3 separate regions of the Homo sapiens genome follow, and all the other regions are linked to region 2. Evidence: chromatin loops called from intact Hi-C (ENCODE). Cell type or tissue: GM12878. All regions are shown on one strand.

Region 1 (8,000 bases), 120 kb before region 2:
TGGGCTCCGCCCAGTTCAAACTTCCCAGGGGCTTTGTTTACACTATGGGAGAAAACCACCTATTCAACCCTCAGTAATGGCGAATGACCCTACCCCCTCCAAGCTGGAGCATCCCAGGTTAACTTCAGACTGCTGTACTGGCAGTGAGAATTTCAAGCCAATGGATCTTAGCTTGCTGGGCTCTGTGGAGGTGGGATCCACGGAACTAGACCACTTGGCTCCCTGGCTTCAGCCCCCTTTCCAGGGGAATGAACGGATCTGTCTCACTGGTGTTCCAGGTGCCACTGGAGTATGAAAAAAAAAAAACTCCTGCAGCTAGCTCGGTGTCTGCCCAAACTGCTGCCCAGCTTTGTGCTTGCAACCCAGGGCCCTGGTGGTGTAGGCACCTGAGGGAATCTCCTGGTCTACAGGTTGCAAAGACCATGGGAAAAGCATAGTATGTGGGCCAGACTACCATTCCTCATGACACAGTCCCTCACAGCTTCCCTTGGCTAGGGGAGGGAGTTCCCAAACCCCTTGCACTTCCTAGGTAAGGCAAAATTCCACCCTGCTTTGGCTTGCCCTCTGTGGGCTGCACTCACTGTCTAACCAGTCCCAATGAGATGAGCTGGGTACCTCAGTTGGAAATGCAGAAATCACTCACCTTCTGTGTTGATCTCGCTGGAAGCTGCAGACCAGAACTGTTCCTATTCGGCCATCTTGCCAGCCACCAGTGAGAGTAATACTTTTATATCGCACCAGTCTTCTGCTGTTCCTGGATATAAGATTGGGACTCTGTTTAGATTTCTGGGGCAGGAATAAAAGAGAAATAATTTCACACAATGAAGCTAAGTGAAAAAGATGCTCAGTGAAATAAAGAGGTGGCCTTTGCATACAACAGCTTCCTAGGTGTCAGGAGAAAGATGAGTAGTGGTATAGGGGTCAGAAACAGTAAGTGATAGATAGTTTTATTTTACAATTGTGATTCATAGTCTGTCTTCTCTAATAGCGTGTGCTTAGAAAGAAATTTTGTTTGTAAAATTGCTTAAATCTCAATGACAATATGGTTTCCTATTTACATGCTCCATTTGTCTGGTATTATTGGGGAATGAAGTTCTCCCCGCAAGAAAATCTGTTAGATATTCAATTAAAAACCAGAAAATTGCTTAGTTCTGAATTATTAGGAACTGAGAACTTACCAGCATTGATTTGGTCATTCATTCATTCAACAAATGTGTATTAAACACTCATTCCATGCATTCCATGGTACCTATGGGTGAGGAATATAGCAGTGAAAAGACAAGCAAGATTCCTGTCTGCATGGAGTTCATATTCCAGAAGGAGGGGCAGACAATAGAAAAGAAACAAGGGAAGAAGATAATTATCTTGCAAAAAGCCCTAAGTACTGAGAGGAAAATAAGAGTGACACAACGATAAACTGGACAGTAGAGTAGCCACTGGGTGGCTGCTTTAGTCTGGAACACCAAAGAAATCCTCTCTGTGATTGTAGCACTTGAGTGGAACCTGAAGGGCAACAAGGAGTTGGCCACGGTAAGATCTGAGTAGAACTTTCCTGGCAGATGTTCTCAGGCAGGAATAATCTTGGCAGCTTAAAAAAAACTAGTTTTGGGGTATACTTCTTAATGTATACTAAATATAAATTTTTACTTTTATTGATGATTCACACCTTCTGTTCTTTGTTAACCCATCTCCTGGGGTTATTATTTTGTGGATTAGCATCTCAGTGGATCATCCTCAAAGAACCCTCCATCCCTTCTTGCTGGTATAACATAGGAAGAACCAGAGAGGTCCCTGACAGACAAGATTGTTATATCAGTAGGCTCAATTTACACACGTGCTCCAAATCTGGGGATGGGACAGCAAAGAGGAAGCTATGGGCCCTTTGAGGGTTAACCTGTATGGACCCCATTCCTTTCTCCTTGCTTGGAATTTAAAGTTCAGTGCCCAGTTATGGATCCAGATGCTTAGAGTGAACGTCTTCCACCTCCTGCTTCCTCCATCTCCTCATTGCCAATTCCTTTAACTTTCCTTTGTTAGTCTTTAAGCACTGTGACCTGCCTCTAGATCTTTGTCCCAGTGGGTTAATAGGATGAGTAGACCCATGCAAGCTGTTTCTCTTTCATCTTTACCATGCACTTGGACTCAGTAGTGATAGCCTTGAGTAGACATAGACTCTCTCCCAGCTTTTTCTCCTCCACTGGTCTGTTAAAGGAGGCTATGAAGATTTTTTTAAAGGGTCCAGATGACTTGAGGAGTCCCATTTTTAACCCATAGAAGGTGAATGAATTTACTCCCAAATTCGCTGGCATTTTCCAGTGAGTTGTTAATGGATGAAAGTTATACAAAACTTTGTCTAAGGCCTTTGGTATGTGGGAAACACTTGGACATTGACTACAAATGAGATTTTCTCAATATTTTCAAAAAGTAAACATAAATTTTCTGTTTGGTTCAGATGATAACGTGTTATCTAGTTGTAACTCTGGTACCTCTGGATCAGCTTCTTTTACTTATTTATTTATTTATTTATTTATTTGTTTAATTTTATTTTTTTTAACGATGGAGTCTCGCTATGTAGCCCTGGCTGGAGTGCAGTGGCACGATCATAGCTCACTGCACCCTCAACCTCCTGGGCTCAAGCCATCCTCCCACCTCAGCCTCCTGAGTGTCTGGGATTACAGGCACACACCACCATACCTGGCGAATTTTTTTTTGTTGTTTTTTGTTTTTGTTTTTGTTTTTGTGGAGATGAGGTCTCTCTGTGTTGCACAGGCTGAACAGCTTATTCTGATGGTGCTAGTAGAATATTGGAGAGTTGGTAAAAGAGCAAATTGATCAAACAGATGTATATGTGTGAGTCAAGGATGAGACATGATCTTTTATTGTTAAAATAGTCACTGTTTCACAACTGAAAATCTAGTCACTATTTCACAACTGAAAATTCCCCTCTTTTCTACACCCACTAATCAAGCTCCTTTTCTATTTAATATTTAAAATAAAATAGTTTAGCTCTGTGGGGGCCTTGGGACTTCCCCCGTGCCACAGAGTGTGAAGTGTCTTTTCATACCTCTAGGCTGGGGAAACCCCACTCTGGGCAAAGGGCCAATTTTAGACCCAGCAGCTTATTAAGGAGATTCAGAATCTAAAAGAGCCACAAACAGACAATAACAGGAAGGAGACAAATATAGGAAGATAACACCTGAAGCTGGCTCTCTGGCCAAGTTTACAGTTATCTCTATATCCTAGAAAGAGGCTAATGGGATTAGTGGAGGAGGCATTGTGGAAATGGGAAAGGATGTTAGTTCTAATTTGTGGAAGAGAATTTCATGAATAAAAATCTTAAGAAGAAGATTAGCCTATTTTGAAAATGACCCAAAGAGATGCTAGATGAGCTGTGAGAGAAAATCATTCTCAAAACCTCATGGTCACAACTCTTGGAAACAAAACCCAACTCTAACTTTGGAAAAGGCTCTTGGAAAGCATCTGATCTATCCTCTAATTCCAGCTGCAGGAATGTCTCCCAGGGGTTCCCTGACCGATAGTCACCCAACTTCCCTCGAGCCCTTGTGGTGCTGAAGCACCCATTGTTGACCACACATGGCGAGGCAGCCATCCATCCTTTTGCTGGCCAGGAAGGCTGGTAAGAAAGTTCTTGATGTGAAGATGAATCTGGCTTCTTCTATTATGCAGCCAGAGTTCTTTCCTTTTACATACAACATGCCTTCCCTCCCTTTCTCATGACTTGTTCCAAATATTTGAAGACAACCAACCATCCTATAACATCTAGGCTTTCTCTTCTCAAGCTAAGCATATCAGATTCTCCCCTTCTCAAGTTTCTGGCTTTCATTGTTCTGGTCACCCTTGTCTGGGCTGACTTAGTTTGTGGAGGTTCTTCATGAAACCTAGGGCTGGGAATGAAACATAATCCTCTGGATGGAGTCACTGAAGCCCCTACACCAAAGTGTGGGGGGGACAATGACACTATCTGTTCATACGGATTAAGACTGTTTGCTTTTTTTGGTATCCATACTGCCCTGGTGGCTTCTATTGAATTTGTGGTCAAGTAAGAATTATTTGCTGTTGTTTATTTTTAAATTTGTTTTAATGTGAACCATTATAAGCCAGCTTCCTCCATCCTATATACACATATACATATATGAGTGTGTATATGTATCTATACATATATGTGTTTACATATGTGTATGTGTATATATATGCGTATATATACAATTTATAATGGTGGTGGTTGAATTCTACGTCAATTTTTCAAATTTTCTTTTAGTATTATAACATAGATTTGATAAACATACTTGCCATCTCTACCCCAAAGTCATAATACAGATGTTTCAATGAGAGCCTTGCTGCACACAGAAGGTGGCCTCTACCCACAAGTTTGCTATGACTGTTAAACCACCCAACTATTCTAAATCCTCCTGGCTGTTACTAGCACCTGGTGGCATTTTCCCATCTTGTCTGCAAGGATATCACCCAATGCTGAATGAAATGCTTTGCTAGAATGCTGATACACTGACTCTATGGTGTTTCCCTATTTAATCACTTATTAAAGATGACTTTGCTGTGACTTTGTGGATTCTGTTGGTCTCTTTCTGAACCCACTTCTTTCTAGTGATCATTATTTTATTTTTTAAGTGTTGTAAGAAGGCATCAGGATGTAAACTTGGGTGATTATTTGGATTTCCCTGTGATGCTTAGTTTTATCACTTCAGGCAAGTCAATTTGTCTGTTTTACCCACCATTTAAAAAAAAAATCTGGAAAACTATGAACTCAATTATATCTAGCATTCTATAATTTGGAGTCATATTTTAACACCCTATCATAGAATTTTTCTAGAAACAACATGAAATTTCTGGATTCCATTTTTTCCTCTCCCAATCTGTTCCTTCTCTCTGAAATATCCTTAGTCTTAGGATTATATCTTAGTCTTAGGGGCTTTGATCTATCCTTAGTCTTTCTCCCTGATTTTTAAAATGTCACTGACTATGGTTCTCTGATTACATCTGAAACATTTTTGTTTTCATTGTCTTTTGCAGGGAGGCACATGGGATGCAATTCTTCTCATTTAAATTAGCAATTATTAAAAAATCTGTCTTAAATTTTAGTGCCTTCTTAATGATAGCTGCCTTTCTTTTCCCATTTGAAAACTGTTCTTTTTGGTGAATAAGATGGATGTGAAAAAGCACTAACCTTTTTTACTGACCAACTTTATTCATTGGGTTTTCCTTCAAAAGATTGTTGGCTACTTAAATCTCCCCATCATTTCCTTTAAAATCTTCCCACCCATCCCCTAAATGAAATAAAAATTTAAATTATAAAGGTACATCACCACTGAGAATATTCTAAAGAATGTGCTTAAGGCTCTGAAAGGAAATTATGAAGGAGAAGTTCTCCAAGTGTTTTAAGCAATAGCAGCATCCTTAGGGGAAATGTATACTTTCCCCAAGTATTACCTAGACCCCTTTCTAGGTGGAAAAGTCTTGTTCTATTTGTGTAAAGACCAGCTGTGGTGTTTTGCGATCAACCTCCCAGAGCATCTTGACCTACAATACCTGAACTTTTTTTTTTTTTAATTTGTTCAGGAAAAAAGCAGTTGTTAAAACATTGTTAACTAGAAGCCAGTCAAGTTTTTTTTTTTTTTCCCTCTGTTTTATATTTATATTGGCTCTGACTTCAGCCACCCTGTGGATCTGAAGGTGGCACTGAACAGATGGGACCTAATCAGCTCTCTTGGTAACCTGGCCTGTCCACAATTTAAGTCTTTTCTATGAAAAGATAATTTATGATAAACCACTTAATAGAACCAAATACTATCTTTCCATTTATAATACCTCTATATCTGGATATATTTTTGTATATTCAAAACCTACTTATTCGATTCTAAGTATCTTTGACAAACTCAGTGTCCAAAGTTTTTGGTTTAAGACAAACAGTTTTAAAACGTGAATATAAGAAATCACTAGTTTCAGAAGTCCATGGAATACTAGCCGGGCATAGTGGCTCACGCCTGTAATCCCAGCACTTTGGGAGGCTGAGACAGTTAGATCACTTGAGGTCAGGAGTTCGAGACCAGCCTGGCCAACATGGCGAAACCCCGTCTCTACTAAAAATACAAAAACTAGCTGGGCGTGGTGGCACGCACCTGTAGTCCCAGCTACTCAGGAGGCTGAGGCAGGAGAATTGGTTGAACCCGGGAGGCAGAGGTTGCAGTGAGCTAAGATGGTGCCACTGCACTCCAGCCTGGCTAACAGAGAGAGACTTTGTCTTAAAAAAAAAAAGAAGCCCATGGAATATTATATCATGAAGATATAAATAAAGTCGTTGGCCTCACTCAATTGGGAGTCAGATCCTAAATCCTTTTGATGCTGTCTTGCAAAGGCCCTGTAGGTATGAAACCTTGGGACAAAAGTTTGCAGTATATTTTTCTTATGCCAAGGTAGATAGTATTTATTTAGAGCCCCTTTAGTGTACTGTCCTCATGTAAAAATGAGAGAGTGAACATTTAAAAAGTGGTCCCGAAATGAGATTCAGAGAAGTCATGGGAATCAGTTGCAAGCTCACTGCCCCGCTCAGAGTGGCGTTTGAACACTGGGAGTCCTGGGTAAGGACAACACATGATTTTATTTTGCAAAATTTTCTTCCATAACAAGCGTGCAGCCGTGCATGACAACTTTGTTTTTGGGGAAAAAAAAGATACATGCATATGTGTCAGTTGACATTTTAGACATTTAACCACACTTTAAATCTTCTCTATGAAAAGACAATTTATGATAAACCACTTAATAGGACCAAATGCTATTTTTCATTTATAATAGATCTCTATCTGGATATATTTTTGTGTATTCACAGCTTTTTCATCTTTCCATATAATTTGCGCACAAGACATGTTATATCTTCACTTATAAGAATAAAAGCCCCAAATTATAGCAAATTTGTCATATATAGATCTCTTTTTCTCTGCCAAATGATTTTGTTATTTCCATAGGCTTTCTCCTTCGAGCATCTAACACCCCTTTGCTTGTGTGTTCAGGAGCAGTGTATGCGGCCCCCTCTTAGAGTCAGTCAGTGAGACGCTTCAGGGTAGGCAGGTTGTGGGTGGCTGAAGGGAAATAGAGAACCTTCAGTGGTGAACCTGAAGAGCCTCAGAGCCTTTTGTAACCATGACTGAAGTGGAGTTTTCTGACCACGTAGACTTCAGAATATCTGGTTCTGCTGAGGCTGAGGAGGCAGCATGGAGCATGAGGATAAGCCATCATGAGCTTATCAAAGCACTGCACATTATCCTGCAGATAGCTGAGCATTGATGAGAGTTTGATGCTGCTGCTAGAGAAATAAGGTTATTAATGAAAATATGGAGCCTGGGAGATATGCTAATTAGGATAGTACCATGTCAATGAGGATGATTTGGGCACACAGAAAACAAACTCTAAGCTTCTGAAGTAAGGAGGGATTTATTATCTCACCTAATAAAAAGCCTAGAGGTAGGGCAGTTTCAGGATTGGTTAATTCAGTGGTTCAACAATTATATCAAGGCCCAGGTTGTGTTTGCTATTCTTAACATGTTGGTCTTAGGTTTCTCCCCTCATGGTTGCAAGATGGCTGCTAATGCTCCAGGTATCTCATCCTCATCCTCACTTATTTTCTTTTTTTTTTTTTCTTTTGAGACAGAGTCTCACTCTGTCGCCCAGGCTGGAGTGCGCAGTGGCGCGATCTCGGCTCACTGCAAGCTCCGCCTCCCAGGTTCACACCATTCTCCTGCCTCAGCCTCCTGAGTAGCTGGGACTACAGGTGCACGCCACCATGCCTGGCTAATTTTTTGTATTTTTAGTAGTGACAGGGTTTCACCATGTTAGCCAGAATGGTCTCGATCTCCTGACCTCATGATCTGCCTGCCTCAGCCTCCCAAAGTGCTGGGATTCCAGGCATGAGCCACCCTGCCTGGCCCATCCTCACTTATTTTCTTTGAGATGAAGAAAGGGACAGTTTC
Region 2 (8,000 bases):
GGTTTGTGTTTTACCCCTGTTTGTATTATAGCTCCTTCAGCCCCACCATTTGGCAGGTCCCAAGTTTTTGTCTTGCGTCCAGGAAGAATGGAATGCCTGGACAACTGGAGGGCGAGCAAGGTGGAGAGGAGCTTCACTGAGTAACAGAGGAGCTCTCAGGAGACACAAAGTGGGTAACTCCTTTCCACAGACAGGTCGTCCTGGCAAGTGTCCAGCTCTCAGTGGAGAGGAGACCCATGGTGGGTAGCTCGTACCTGCAGGCAGGTAATCCTGAAGAGTCAAGGATACCGGAAGTGGGTAGCTCCTTCCCACAGCTGTTAGTCCTGACTTCTGTCTGAGTCTGGCTGAGTCCAGCGTTTTAATGGGCTCAGAAGCAGGGAAGTGTGTGCTGATTGGTTCATGCTCAGCCATGGGCAAGCCTGGAAAAAGCACCATAAGTTCTCACTCTGGGCTTTGGACTCCACCCGGAACTGGCAGCCTGGTCCCCAGGATTCAGGCTGTCCTTGGCTTGAAGGTGGAGTTTCACTAGAGACCTGCCCCTTTCTGGCCAGGAACCTGCCTGCCTCTCACCATCAACATGCCGTCCATGGCGCCTTGGCTGTTTGTGCCAAGGGGTGCAGGCCTGCGCTGAGCCATCTTCAGCGCCCCCAGCCTCCCTCTGGCACTGTTGGTGCCCAAAGTCCGGAGGAGGCCGAGGTAGGGGGTGGGCTGCGGGTCTGGCATGTCAGTGCTGCCCTGAGCACCCGCACCCTTGGCCAGGTTGTGACAGTGCACGGGCTTGGACACAACTTTGCTCCAAAATCAGAGCCGGCGCCGGGAGTGGGGAGAGGCCAGGGAGCAGGAGCAGACATTTCCTAGCCTGCAGGGGCAAGGGGGGCTTCCTGGCCCCAAGGGCAGAGGGATGCCTGGGTCCAGAGCTGCGGCTGGTCACTGCAGGGGCACCCGAGAGCGCAGGGCTCCCTCCCCACCAACTTGGTGGGGACCTGGACTCCCACGTGTTCCTGGCCCCGGGTGGCTCCACAGAGCACGCAGCCCTGGTTGCGCCTCCCCTGCTGCAGCTGGCATCCCCCCAGCGGCTGCTCCAGATGGGCTGCTGCCACCATCAATAGGCCAGAACAATTTAAAATCATAATCTGAAGGGCTCCTGCCATTGGAGCTTCATCAGACACCACGATAAATTGTGTCTAAAGTAGTAATCTGAGCCAGTAGGAAAACATTATTCTATTCATTTAAATCACTGAGTTACAGACACATTTCATGGGAATGTTTTTCTAATTACAATGATCTTAAGATAATTTCTTTGGCTGTTTCTATGAAATGCTGTAGCTATTCCTGATGTATTATTTATTCATTGGTTTATTGCCAGGAGTAATATTGACTGTTTGCTCTATCCCTGTCATGGGAGGCTTTCTGACATAACTGTGTAGTAATTTTTTTCCCTGTCTACAGGAACACATAGGGTTAATAAGTTGTGGCCATTAGACAACATTCACCAAATTCTGGGTGCCCTTTTCCCAAAAGATAAGCTACAGTGAAGGAAGAAGTGTATAATCTGCAAATTCACGTGCTAAAAATCTCCTTCTCTAGAAAGGATATTTGCTTGTTGTTTTCATGTTTCTCCCAAAGAATTTACAAACATTTTCCTTAATTCCCTGCATGAGACCAGAAAATTTCAGCTTTTGCCCCAGGCAAGGGAATAAATACAGTTAGAACATGTTTCCCATTTGAGGCAGTGGGCCACTTCTCCCCTAGACCACAGAGGGCCCACCTCTCTGTCTCCTCTTAAGAATTCAAGAGGCTTACCAGCCTGGGAGGCTGGGACCACCCAGATGGAGATGAAGTGAACTTTCAGCAGAAAGAGGGAAGCACCTGGAAAATACCTGGATTCTGCTTTGAGTGGAAATGCAGAGACAACCACATGTTTTGGACACCCACCTCTCAAAGTCCTGGAGTCCTAAGACGTCCTTCTCATTGTGATGAAAAGTCCCTCCACAAAAGGGAAATAGCACCCAAATTTGGCTAAATCCTGAAACAGAATTAAATGACCACATTGAATTCTCATGATAAGTCTTTGAGGAAGATGTCATCATCATCCCCAATTAAAAATTTTATATTTTTACTTTATTTTATTTTATTTTTGAGATGGAATCCTGCTCTGTCACGCAGGCTGGAGTGCAGTGGTGCAATCTCAGCTCACTGCAACCTCGGCCTACTGTGTTCAAGTGATTCTCCTACCTCAGCCTCTCAAGTAGCTGAGACTACAGGTATGCGCCACCACACCCAGCTAATTTTTGTATTTTTAGTAGAGAAGGGGTTTCACCATGTTGGTCAGGCTGATCCTGAACTCCTGACCTTAAGTGATCTGCCCACTTTGGCCTCCCAAAGTGCTGGGATTACAGGCATGAACCAATGTACCTGGCCTCAATTCAAAATTTTAAACTGAGGCTCAGAGAGGCTGAGTATCCTGACTGAGGTCACACAGCTTCTAAGTGATAGAATGGGGATTTGAACCCAGGGAGCCCAACTCCAGCCTGAGGGATTGAGAAAGAGTGAGCTCCAATTCAGGGTGTCATCTTCCCATCCTCCACTCCACCTTTTTAAGCCTCATCTGAAAATATCATGCAAGATCACCTTTACCACACAGAGGAGAGGAAGAAACAAATAAATATGGGGGAGGAGGAAATGGAAAATAGAACTCCCACTGGGGTCTAGCTATTAATATGTCTGCCCTGTTCTGACACTTGAATAGGTCTGGTTCTGAGTCTGCTACTGAAAGGAACCAAAAATGACCTTGAATTGAAACTCCTGCATAGGGAGGTGCCGTGATGAGCTCGGAGAGACCACAGCACGACTCTGCAAGTGTATTCAGCACAACGTCACGGTTGCTTCCAGTTGGCCAGGGGGATGCTGATGAGGTGGTTTCCAGATCTGATGAATTACCTGACTGCCAACGCCAAACTTGGGTTTTCCTCTCTGCAGGATGGAGAGGTTGGAAGGTGAGATGGTCTTTCCAAGGGGGAGCCTGTTTCATCAGTGGCTTCTTTAGATGTGTTGACTTTGTGGAAGAACCCCAGTTAACAGGAACATAGGGAGGGGTTTTCTTCAGTAAGTACCAATGTCAGCCAATCCCTTACCTCTTTAATCTCATCTCCCATTGTTTTCTCTGCTTTTTCTGCCTCAGCACACTGGCTTTTTACTGTCCCTGGAATATGCAAGGCACACTCCTGCCTCAGGGCCTTTGCATGTGCTCTTTCTGCTGCCTGAAACCTTTCCCCCAGATACTCCCATGGCTTGCTTCCACTCCTCTCATGCCTTTCCTCAAATGTCCTCTTCTGAGTGAGACCTTCCCTAGTTATCTGTTCTAGCAACAATTGCATTGTCAACTCCACCTCCCTCAACATGCACACATACACATTCTCACTCCCCTTCCAGCTTAGTTTTCTTGTTAGCGCACTCCACCTTACAATCTCCTATGCATAATACTGACTTACCTTGTTTTTGACTGTCTCCCTTAGCTGAAGGTAAGCTCCGTGCAGGCAAGGATTTTTATCTGTTTGGTTCCTCTCTGTATTCCAGCACCTAGAATAATAAGTAGCTAGTGCTCAATAACAACATGTTGATCCATGCGCAGTGGCTCACGCCTGTAATCCCGGCACTTTGGGAGGCCGAGGTGGGCGGATCACCTGAGGTCAGGCATTTGAGACCAGCCTGGCAAACATGGTGAAACCACGTCTCTACTAAAAATACAAAAATTAGCCGGGCACATGCCTGTAATCCCAGCTACTCAGGAGGCTGAGGCAGGAGAATTCCTTGAACCCGGGAGGTGGAGGTTGCAGTGAGCCAAGATCATGCCACTGCACTCCAGTCTGGGTGACAAGAGTGAGACTCTGTCTTGAAAAAAAAAAAATTGTTGAACGCGCAAATGAATGAATTTATTAATCCTAGCCCTGAGATTTAGTAACCAGGCAGGCTGTAAAGAGTTAGTTAACTTCCTTTCTAAGCTTCATTTCTGCAACCATAAATTTAGAATGAGAATTCCTATTCTCCTTGTGAGCTGTGCTTTTTCAACAGGATTACAAAAGGGCACACCCAGCACAGTACTCATACGGACTCAGTAAGAACTGGCTTAATGACTGTGCGTTCAGTGAAAGAATTACCAATAACAGTGGCAAGCGTTTGTAGAGTATTTCTATGAGCCAGGCACTGTTCTAAGCATGTATGTTTATTAACCCATTTAATCTTTACAACATCCTGAAATGTATGTGCTATTATCATCATCATCCTAGCTTTAAAAATAAAGAAACTGCAGGGGTAACTTTCTCAAGGCCACATGACTAATAAATCACAGAGCCTGGATTTGAACTCAAGCCCAACTATCTCCAACATCCATATCTTACCCACTTCAGCATACTGCTTCCCTATAGCAAGAAGATGTAATTTACATAACAGAGGCACAGGAAATTCCATTTAAGTCATGAAACCTCCTATTTACAAATTTGAGTTTTTAAACTTGTAAGATGTCTTCTGGGATCAAATGTGATGATAATTCAATTTCTAAATCAACTGGAACAGATGGAGGCCAAATTGTATTTAACTCCAAGCCATGCAATATCTTTGGCCATGAAATGCTACCATTGTGGAGATGTTTGTAAATTATGTTTTATTTAGACACACTCTGTATGAACATATATAAGACACAGTTTTAAATAGACAGCAGTGTCATTTAGTTTCCAAAGCTGAGTGGAAATAAAAACCAGGGCCATGTAGACACACCCTAAACCTAGCACCTGCTTTTGAGGCTGCTTCAAATAATATCATCCTGATTTTTCTTGTGAATTGGCTTCGATCACTTGTGATTCCTGTGCATCTAGCATGTCTCATAACCGGCAGTCATTCATAGCCTATTTTAAGTGTGAGCATTCAAATGCTAGGTTTCGTTCATGAGCGACAACTCAGGCCATCTTCTCTGTTCACGGTGCTGGCTCTACAAGTCACTGCACACTCAACAGGGAGGTGCATGCACACAAACTTTCCAAATCGTCTTTAAAGGTTTTCAGTTCCCTTTTTTCTTTTTTTGGTTTCTATTGCCTTCCCAGTAATGGCTAAGACATTGCCAGTTTGTCTTGCTTCTTGTGATTTCTCCAGATGGCCTTATGGCCCAGGAGATCAGTTGGGACCAGGTGTTAATATCCCACTGATTTTAATCTGGCTTTTATTTTTTGTTGCAAGAAACAGAAATCTATTCAAGCCAACTCAAGACAAAGGGATTTCACATATTGCATTACATTACATTATTTTTAAATGGTAAATCCAAGAGCAGGAGCCATATCAGACCCTGGCCTTAAGGAATCCAGAACTCGAAGATGCTTCTAGATTCAAGGAAGCTCCCAGGTCTTCCACAGTAGGAGTTCATGGATGTTTGATTTCTATGTTTAAGCAACAAATGCCATGTCTTCTTCTGCTCCCTGTACTAACTGATGGTTATTTGTTTGTTTCAAGTTCAGGGCCCTAGGAGAGAATCTGATTGGTCCAGTCCATCTTTCAAAGTAGTCTGCACCTCTCTCTTCAGCATATGGGTTGTCTGCCATTGGCTCAGGTGCCCTGCCAGGGCCAATCATCTATGGATAGAGGAAGTGGGGCACTGGGTACTGAGTATGGCTTCCTGGGCCTGTCCCTTCAGCAGAAAGTGTGGGCAGGATGGGTACCCTCAGAAGAGGCTGTAGGTGGGTTGGCACAGTATTGACCTTTCCACAATACCATTGTGCAAGACACTGATGTCATATAGCCAAGACATGTAGTGGTGTATCAAGGTAAGATGATATTGTATTGACAAAGATACAAATGCAACTCAGAAAGACATCTACAAAGCCACATGCATGTATCTTTGCAATTGGCATGCTTAAAACATGAAACAAATACCATTATTCCTTTGTGATATGTTTTATCTAAAAATATTTATTCTTTTGCCCAAGTTCAGCTGTCAAACTCCATGGCTTTCTCAGGCAGGGCCTCCCAGTTTTGGTGAGCAAACTGCATTCAGCACAATTTCAGCCTGTGCCGTTCACAGAGATTACAATGGGATGACTAAACTGTAGCCACATTAACCTTTGCAGTTGCCAGCCAGTTATTGAGGTTTTGTTGTGATCGAGCTAGTGAAAACCTATTGGATTTGTTATCACCATTGACTCAGTGTCTATAATGCTTTGGGCTACAGCTTTAAACATAGGCTGAATGAATACCCACATAACTTCAGAGGTCCCATATGTCAAATATATTATGCACATGTTGTTGGTGATCTCTCCTTTGAAGACTGGCCCACTTCCACCTGGGGTCCCTGTAGAACAATGGCTCTATGATGGGACATTTTGACTGAGGTAGGAATGTTAAGGAGCATGAGTTGCGATCCAGGACTGGATGCCTTGCTGCAATGTGTGTGAAGGTTGTGGTGGGGGCGGGGGAGAGGAGCTGCTGATATAAAGGCAGAAAGCATGGCAAACTTGGCCTGCATGACAGTTCTGGTGAATGAAAACCCCTAGACAAAGACCAAATACCTGGGTTCGAGGTAACTGTCTTGAGAAAATTCACTACTGATGGTGGCATCGGTGATCTGCATTTGTATGAACTGCAGTCTCTATTTTTGAGTTCTCAGCAGAAACCATTCTCTCTTGTCACCTGAGGTGCACAGCTTTCTAGGTGTGTTTTTCTTGTGCCCCATATCACTTTCTGTCTATATTTTTAAAATATCTACCTGATTTTTCTTTGCCCTTGGATGAAAATTTCTTTTAAGACAAAATCATTGTCTGATTCATCCTGGTGTTCCTGCTATGGCTTGGAACATGGTAGGCATTCAATAAATATTTGTGGGATGAATGATAGTAAGAACCTAAATTGTCGTTTGAGTCACCAAATTGACCGTGATCCATGTTGTGCTCTCTGCTCAGTGGCAGTATTTGGCACAGGGGAATGTCTGAGATGGCATCATTGCCAATCAAAGCTATTTTCAGGGTCAAGTATAATTTTGCAAATATCTCTAAAATAGTTACTGTGAAAACACCATCAATATATCTTGTAATATGTGAAAGGGTGTACAGGCTCCATTGATTACCAGAACAAAGATGGAATTCCTAAGGACAGACCAGGAAAGTTCTTTGAGTGAAGACAAAGAGAAGGAGGAAGATGTAGAAGAGGAGGAAGAGGAGTAGGAGAGGAGGATAATAGCTGGCATTTATTGACAGTTTGTTATGTGCCAGGCCTTGTCATAAGCACTTTGTATGTATTAACTCATTTAATACTCACAGAAGCCCTATGGGGAAGATACCATCATCCCGTTTTGCAGATGAGTCCGGTGCAAAATAGGGCAAGTTGCCTTTCAGTCCACACAGTCTGCTTTGCAGGACTCCTTGGACTGCACTTCTCCTGGGGTCTTCCTCTCTCCCTCTCTTTCTGTTCCTTGGCCTTCTAAGGAGGCCTTGGGTAGTCAAGGTGATCATTGTAATTTCATCTTAGGGGGCCATTCTGGCTCTTTACTGGTCTCTTGAAGGTAAGACTAGATCTTCAATATTTTTCAAAATAGAGTGTCTGTAAAATGGAGAAATCCATTTCTTGCTGATATTTAGTGCTCTGAGAGCATTAACACTGATGTAGTATTTTTTCAAAACAAAACAAAATCCTCCATCACAGGTTTGAGAATGGGAAGAGATGAAGCGGGAGGAAGAGTCAGACAGCCGTGACCTGCCACAACTGTGTGAGTAACCACTACAACAGTCACTGTGTCTGCCTGGGCAGATCCATTCTTCCAGTCTTGCCAGATGAAGGCATTCACTGCCTTGAATCTGCTCTGACTTTCAAAGACACTACTCTAAAAGCTTCAATATTTCTTGGCTAAACAACAGCCACTTCCCAGGAAGGTCTCCTTATTTCCCATCTGTTTTGATTGTTGACATTTTGGTTTGGCAATAGGGAAAGCCTCCTCACCAGAAGCTGGAGCCCATGTCTAAGGC
Region 3 (8,000 bases), 55 kb before region 2:
CCATTTGTCAATTTTGGCTTTTGCTGCCATTGCTTTTGGTGTTTTAGACATGAAGTCCTTGCCCATGCCTATGTCCTGAATAGTAATGCCTAGGTTTTCTTCTAGGGTTTTTATGGTTTTAGGTCTAACGTTTAAGTCTTTAATCCATCTTGAATTGATTTTTGTATAAGGTGTAAGGAAGGGATCCAGTTTCAGCTTTCTACATATGGCTAGCCAGTTTTCCCAGCACCATTTATTAAATAGGGAATCCTTTCCCCATTGCTTGTTTTTCTCAGGTTTGTCAAAGATCAGACAGTCGTAGATATGCGGCGTTATTTCTGAGGGCTCTGATCTGTTCCATTGATCTATATCTCTGTTTTGGTACCAGTACCATGCTGTTTTGGTTACTGTAGCCTTGTAGTATAGTTTGAAGTCAGGTAGTGTGATGCCTCCAGCTTTGTTCTTTTGGCTTAGGATTGACTTGGCAATGCGGGCTCTTTTTTGGTTCCATATGAACTTTAAAGTAGTTTTTTCCAATTCTGTGAAGAAAGTAATTGGTAGCTTGATGATTCAATGCCATCCCCATCAAGCTATATTACATTTTCTTAATCCATTCATCTGTTGATGGACATTTGGGTTGTTTCCAAATCTTGACTATTGAAAATAATGCTACCATGAATGTGAGAGTGCAGATCTCTCTTTGAGGACCTGATTTCAATTTCTTTTTTATATATACCCAGAAGTGGGACTGCTGGATCATATGGTAGTTGTATTTTTAATTTTTGAGGAATCACCATACTGTTTTCTACAGTTGCTGGGCCATTTTACATACACTGTTTTCCATAGCTGCTGGGCCATTTTACATTTTACATTGTACAGAACAGTGTACAAGAGTTCCCTTTTCTCTACATCCTTGCTAATACTTGTTACTTTTTTTTATTACAGCCGTTCTAACAAGGGTGAGGCAATATCCCATTGTAATTTTGATTTACATTTCCCTGATAATTAATGATGTTGAGTATCTTTTAATATATCTGTTAATCATTTGTATGTCTTTGAAGAAAAGTCTATACAAGTCCTTTGCCCATTTTAAAATTGGGTTATACGGGAGGCGGAGCTTGCAGTGAGCAGAGATCGCGCCACTGCACTCCAGCCTGGGTGACAGAGCGAGACTCTGTCTCAAAAAAAAAAAAAAAAAAAAATTGGGTTATATGTTTTTCTGCTATAGAGTTGTAGGTGTTCCTTATATATTTTAGAAATTAACCCCTTATTAGCTATATGGGTTACAAATATTTTTCCCCATTCCATGGTTGCCTTTATTTTACATTCTGATGACTGTTTTGTTTGCTATATAAAAAATTTTTAGTTTGCTGTATTCCCACTTGTCTATATTTGCTTTTATTGCCAGATTTCTTATAGGAGTAGCCCATGCATACCTTCTCTACTCCTTCCACTTGCATTCATGTATTAGGCCACCAGGGTTAATATCTTAGATGACTTCCATGGAAGCCATCATGATTAAGATTCCTGAAGGCCATGTTGCATCTTTTGGGTCCCCATCCCTCTTGAAACCTTTGTAGGGATAGCTCAATTGGCCATTTGCTTCTCCTCTTCCTCTATAGGCTTCTGCAATATTGCTTTTTCATAGTTCTCAACCTGTGAATTATTTTCTTGATCCTTTTCAATACTTCCTATTGTCCTGTCAATATTCATTGTTTCTGCTCCAATGTGCTTTCCTCAGTCCTCTGCCCTTGCCCTTTTCCTCTTGTCTTCTTTTCTTTCATGCTGTAGGTTTCTCCTGGGTGATTTCTTTCATTACTAGGTCTTTGTCTGGTTCCAAGAATTCAGTGATTTATCCATTTATAATTTTAGTCCAGACCTCTCGCTTGAGCTTTAGGTTTTTATTTCTAATTGCTTCTGGAACACCTTCATTCAAACATTACATTACCAAAATGGAATTCTATCATCTTTTCCAAAAACCCTACTCATTCTTTCTTATTTGTTTTCTTCTATCACTATCATTCATCCAAGTGCCCAAGTGAAGAACTTGAGTGCGACTTCAACTCTGCCTTCTCTTTCTCTCATTTTCCACATCCAGTTGTGAACAGCCCTATTAATTGTGCCTTGGAAATATTTCTCAAACATCTTCTCTTCTCCATCCTCATCACCTCTGCCTTTAAGATCTTTCTTACCTGTCTATTCTCCCTTGACTCACTTCCAGTGGGGACAGGTTTTCTCTTGAGATTCCCATTTTTATGGAGTGCCAGCTTCAACTTTCATGAGATACTGGTCCTGTTTCTAAATTGATCATCTACTAAGATAAAAGACCTGTGATCAATAAGAGTACAGAGTAGCTTCAGATCCTTGTTAGTTGAGGCCCTTTCTAGCTTTGGACCATCCAGTTTTTATCAAGTGCTCAGCCCTGAGAAACAACATGAAGGGAGGATGATTTTAAGGGCCCATCCAGATCAAATCTAACCCTGTACCAAATCAGATCTGCAAAGCTAGCTGAAGGAAGTTTTTGAGGGTGTTATTCATGACTTTCCAGAGCCTTTCTTTCACTTAGGAGAAGTTCCTGTTTTGGGTTAATACCGAGAAGAGTGAGTTATACTTCTCTTGGGCAATCATTAACCAATATGTAGAACGTTTATTTTTAACTCTTCATTTGTGCCCCATCTCGAATGGAGCCATTTGATCGTTGTTTTTCATTCTTCTTTGGTTTTACACTTATTTTATACCACTTCATATTTTATGCATTCTTAGATGCTGCCTTCAGTTTCCTCTGAAACAAGATGGAAAACAGGCAACAAACAAATAAAGATATAAATAATTCAGGTTCTTATTACCTCTTTCTCTGGCTATTGGAATACTGGCCTTCCCTTCCCACCTCGTATCTTTCCTTCTGTATATCTTTTACATACTAATCATGTCGTCCTCCTGCTTAAAAGCAGTTAGCAGTCCCATACTTGCTCTTTCGCAGAGCACGTAAGGCCCTTCACAGTCTTAAAACAGTCTTTTCTTAACCTCAGAATCTCCCTGTGTCCTTATTTCCAGCCATGCCAAGCCACTCATTGCTCCTCTTAGAAGTGTTATGTGTTCACATACTTCTAAACTTCATATTGGATACTGTAGATATAGTGGTTTGTGAACATATGCTGTGCTGCCACTTCTCATGAACTCCTATTCATCTTTTAAGGCCCATATCAAATGTCACCTTCTCTGGAGTGCCTTTCCTGATTCCTTATAAAACTCTTTCATTTTACTATAAGTACTCTGTTAGTACTTTCTAGATTCTTTTGCTAATAGTAATTATCACACCATTTTATTGATTTGTTCATTTGTATGTTTCTTAACCATTTTTTTCACTTATCTTGTATACTTTGGTCTTGGCATGGGATAAGCATTTAATAAAAGTTTGTTTTGACTGTGCAAATGAACATTACACTGTTTTTTGGTGGACATCTATAGCTGACGTTTCACCGCATGTGATACCATGGCCACAGGACTTTTGGATTTGTGGGTTTTGCTTAGTTACAACAGTAAGTCACTTTAAAAAATATTTTGTTTCCAATAATAGATTTATTGAGTCATAATAGTCATCTCTAGGTCGAAACAACTAGAATATAGAGTGTACTGTTGGCTCATAGTATCTTTTGGGGTCCCACTAGTCTATCTTAAAAAGTCATTCAGCCCCTCTGTAACAGAATCTCATTGACTAGGAGATTAATGAGAAATTAGCCATGACTAGGCTTGCTGAATTAAAATTGGAAGCAAGGGTTATTACTAGAGATGCTGGGTTTATGGTAGATGAAAGCATGACCAATCATTACGAACTGAGGGGTTTTAGAAACACAGATTTGTTGCATTTCATTAACTAGTCTCCAGACATCTGTATTAGCACTTGTTTGCCAACAATTTACTAATCATTTTATGTGTCTATATCTTACTCTCTCAACTAGCTCAAAAGCAATCTGAGAGAATGAATTATGCATTATCTAATGTAGGCCACAAGCTGAGCATCCTGATGGCAAAATATTACCTGGCATGGCCCTTTGGAACATTTACAAAATGTGGAGGGATACTCCCTGCATCGTGGGAACACAGGCTGTAGTTTAAGCTGCTCTGAAAGTGGAACACTCCTCTTCTTCCTCCTACAGTAGGGCTCAGTGAGTTTTGTTTTGTTTTCTCTATATTTGGCTCTGTGGGAAATCATCTGACCTTGGGTCTTGGGCAGGGACTAACGGGCACGTGAGATCTTGAGGTTTCTGGTTCAGGATACGATGGAAAAAAATCAACCAACTGATAGACTTTAGTTAACACAGAATGAACTGGCTGCCATGAAAATATACCCAAAAGGCTCACAGAAAGGATATTCCTGACTCTGGTCCAAAGGAATTTACATGCAAAACAGTCTCCCAGAGACAAAACCCAGGAACCATTAAAAACAAATTTTCTCTTAGGAGTTAGTATACACTTTTAAGGAGAAGAGCTAACCTGTGAGGATGAGCTTTTAGGAGAACTTGTCCTGGAAGCCTTTCACTACCATGTTGCTCTGGCATTGCAATGCATGTCAGAGATTAAGTATATTCCTGTATCTATGACACCAGGAGAGATGGAATCAAAATACACAAATACATAAAATTCATCTGCTGGTGCAGCAAGAAAACACAGATCAATCAAGACAATAGATTTGGCTCCTTTGTGCTTTAAAAAGCAAGAAAATAAACTTTAATGTTACTATACCCGTTTGGATTCCAAAAGGATCAAATGGCATTTGAATAGTTCTAGATGAAAAGACAAATACTTAGCAAATATATTTTCTTCACTGGTATTAGGCTGCAGGCATTCATGGGAGCTAGGCTACTTATAGTCTCTGCTTTGTATATGTATATATATAAATATATATTTAGCATCAGTAGAGTAGGGGGTTGGCAGGGTGAAAATAGCCTTACACTAATTTTAGATAATTTGCATAGCATTCTCGGAACATGTCTCTCTATGACCTTAATGAAATGAACAACTGGGCTAAGGAGAACAGGGCACAAATGAGACTTTTTTGTGGGGACCTTTCAGTCTTTGCCGACAAAATACATCTATCAATAAGGCATACCTGAAGGAAGCACTTGGAGGGTCTTTATTGCATATGCCAACTGGTTGTTTCTCTATGTAATAACCTTTTTGATAAGCTTTTCGGTAAGGCTAAGTTGTTAGAGAAGAAGCTTTCAATTATTCTCTGTAAGGTGATGGGACATGTCCATATTTAGGACAAATGGATGGAGCTACACTGTGAATAGCTATAGTTCCTAACGAATCGTAAGTGGCAAGATTGCCACTTGCAGATCCCCTGTGTGGTGTAGGCATGTAGAAGGAGAGTGGCAAAAGGCATTGAATGGATTGATTATTTTGAGGCACTCTGATGTTTTTTCTGTGTTTTTGAATGAAGTACAACCACAACCACATCTCTTTATGATAGGCATAGAGGTATGCATGCCACCCATATTCAGAAGTAAGCCAACCTTCTTTAACTACTAAGAATCTTCTAGAGCAGATAAATATAACAAAGTTAAGTTTTTAAAAGAAAGCATTTTTGTGTTTCCAAACAATGCAATTATTCTATTAATTTAAAACCAAACTCAACCAAATGCCTCGCTTTAAATAAACACTTTGAAATACCTTTTGCCCTTTATTTTTGTTTAAAGCTTTTAAACCTCTTTAGCTAGCTGGTACAGAACAATACTGAAGTTTACAAAATTCACCCAAACCTAGGACATTATAAATGCCTTAACAATGCCTAAGAAAACTCCCAATTCCCCGTGTGATTCTTGGATCAAAGACACCAGCAGTTGTGAACAAAATGCCAACAGGCCAGAGTTACTACTATGTAGCATTCCACAGTGAAAGTGTGGCCATCCCACATGTCTACCTAAATACATAGGTAAACTTTTCCCTAACTCAAATCCTCTATTGCCAATCAGAACTAGGTTTTATTAAATTTTATTAAAATTTGTCAAAGCTGTTCTCTGACTGGAAACTTGCCTGCTGAGTTTTAGCCCAAGGCAGATTTTAATGGCCAAGTTCTACAGGCATCAAAGGGAGGAGGAGTCAGCAAGAGGATGCCTTCTCTTCCCAAATGGTGACAGCCTGCTCTCATGTGAAAACTCTATAGAAGCATCACAAGTGAGGAGAGACTGGAACATCTCTGACAGGCAGCCTGGAGTTGAATCACTGTCTCCCTTCCAGGACGCCACTCTGGCACAGGTATTTCATGCCCTTAGAAGTTTTCCAATCCTCAGACTGATCAAAGCACTTGGAAGTCAGGGCTAATTTCACCTACACACGTTCCTTCATCACAACTTGTGCCTTTCATGTTTAAATATCCTTCTTCTTAACTTGGATTTAGCATTGTTTATTCACTCATCATTCATTTTTCTCATTTTTCTTCTCCCTGCATGATACCCATGAAGGCAAAGGAAAGGAGATTGAGATGTCCAAATTGCTTCAATGAATTCTGAATTGTGAAGACATTTGAGCTTTTCCCTAAAAGTTTTTAATGAGAAAATGATGCACAGGATGGGCCACTGCCCAAATCTCACCTCTCCATTGTTCTTATCTTGCAGTAGGCATAATTTTAATTAAGAGAAGTTCCAAAGAGAGAAGAAGAGGACATGACTTACTTTATTAAATTTTCTGGGTGGTGAATACTGCTCAGAGATGCAGCTGGACCAATTATGCTAAAGTGCATTTCCTTACTGGTGGGGTGGTCCAGGAATAGGTAATCCCCAACCAGAAAGGGGTTGATGAAAATCCATGCATCTGCAGTACTCAAGGACAGCCACCGAAGGCATGGCTTCAAGGTTGGTTGACAGCTTTGCTCCTTAACCTCTCTGAGCTCAGGAAGCCAAGGAAAAGAGGCACACTGAAGCTGAGTTACCTAGGCTTGCTATGGTAATTTGGGGCCTCTCTATATGTGTGTGTTGCGGGAGGGGTTTAGGGAAGAATGGGCCTATAGAGTAGAAACATGACTCAGGCAATGGGTTAATCTATTTGGAGAAAGGTCAAACAATTTAACACCCATCACAGAAACACCAGCCTCCTATCCCTCCAACCACCCACACTAAGAGCTATATATATATATACACATATATATATATATGTGTGTATATATATATATATGTGTGTGTGTATATATATATATATATTCTGGAGCATTGACAGGAAAGAAAGGCAACACAAATTGGGGCTAAATATTTATTTCCTGTATGGCATTAACTCCTGAAATATTCACTGGCTGTGTCTTCAGCGAGGGTAGACTCAATGGCACATCTCTGGATCCTCACTGGCAGCCCTTTTAGTTGGTACAGATTGTCTTGCAAAAATGAAATCAGCTGACACCACTTTAGACTAGCGCCCACCCCAGACCAATTGAATCAGAAACTCTGGAGCTGGGAATTGCTCAGCTGGTGTTAATAGCACCCCAGGTGATTCTAATTTACAGCTGAGGGCGAACCAAAGAACCACAGCCTTAGACAATTCTACACACCCTGTGGATGCAGAATGAATGCAGGATGGCTGATTGAAAGCAAAGTTTGCACTGCTTTTCTCCATTCGTCCAGAAACCTATCTATCTAGACATGTATTAAGAGCCAGCCATTCTAGGTCCTGGGTTAGGTGGTAGATCTCACACTTCATTGTGCATGAGAGTCACCTGGGCACCTGGTTAAAATACAGAGTCTGACTCAAGAGATCTGGGGTGGAACAACGCGTCTCTGTTTTTAACAAGTTCCCAGGTGATACTGGTGCTGCTGGTCCTGAACTACGTGAGTAGCACACAAGACTAAGAAGGTGCTTTTCCTCTTTCCTGCAGTCTTGTGCTCCCTTCAGGGCTGACACAAAGCCCATTTGGATAGAGAAGTCTACTGCCCCATCCTGGGTCCCTCCCTTCCCTTCCTGCAGCCCCATTTCCTTTTTGTCCACTCAAATTATGTTCCCTTTCTTTCCACCCAAATCTAGTCTCTGAAGAG

The links. Hi-C counts contacts between places; a loop is a spot of excess contacts. Peaks named below come from ENCODE experiments on the same cell type or tissue, not always from the same donor. Only the 100,000 strongest peaks of a DNase experiment are listed, where the experiment ranks them.
Region 1: it touches region 2 in a loop (5-fold over the local background); 2 of 110 quality-filtered maps call a loop at or near these places.
Region 3: a loop joins it to region 2, with 3.0 times the contacts of the local background. A loop is called at or near these places in 2 of 110 quality-filtered maps.

Annotation. Positions count from the first base shown.
Region 1 is chr10:62,774,715-62,782,714 of GRCh38, reverse strand. No RefSeq gene overlaps it. Among named protein-coding and RNA genes, the nearest start is that of ADO, 26 kb to the left of the region's middle. In GM12878, no CTCF peak of the experiment used is centred here; DNase peaks (open chromatin) are centred at 3,094 and 4,501; H3K27ac peaks cover 970 bases.
Region 2 is chr10:62,650,422-62,658,421 of GRCh38, reverse strand. It overlaps LOC124902436 (talanin), which reads right to left. Exons shown (of 6, transcript XM_047426120.1): 2 at 3,492-3,579; 3 at 2,941-3,055; 4 at 1,936-2,026. It overlaps LOC105378327 (a long non-coding RNA gene), which reads left to right and starts at 2,837. Exons shown (of 3, transcript XR_946002.3): 1 at 2,837-2,996. RefSeq lists enhancers at 2,417-2,496, 2,547-2,596, 2,837-3,066, 2,914-3,083, 2,144-3,343 and 2 more and a silencer at 5,512-5,561. In GM12878, no CTCF peak of the experiment used is centred here; DNase peaks (open chromatin) are centred at 2,811 and 4,981; H3K4me3 peaks cover 1,606 bases; H3K27ac peaks cover 3,518 bases.
Region 3 is chr10:62,704,950-62,712,949 of GRCh38, reverse strand. No RefSeq gene overlaps it. Among named protein-coding and RNA genes, the nearest start is that of ADO, 96 kb to the left of the region's middle. In GM12878, no CTCF peak of the experiment used is centred here; DNase peaks (open chromatin) are centred at 2,510, 4,169 and 4,984; H3K4me3 peaks cover 404 bases; H3K27ac peaks cover 1,835 bases.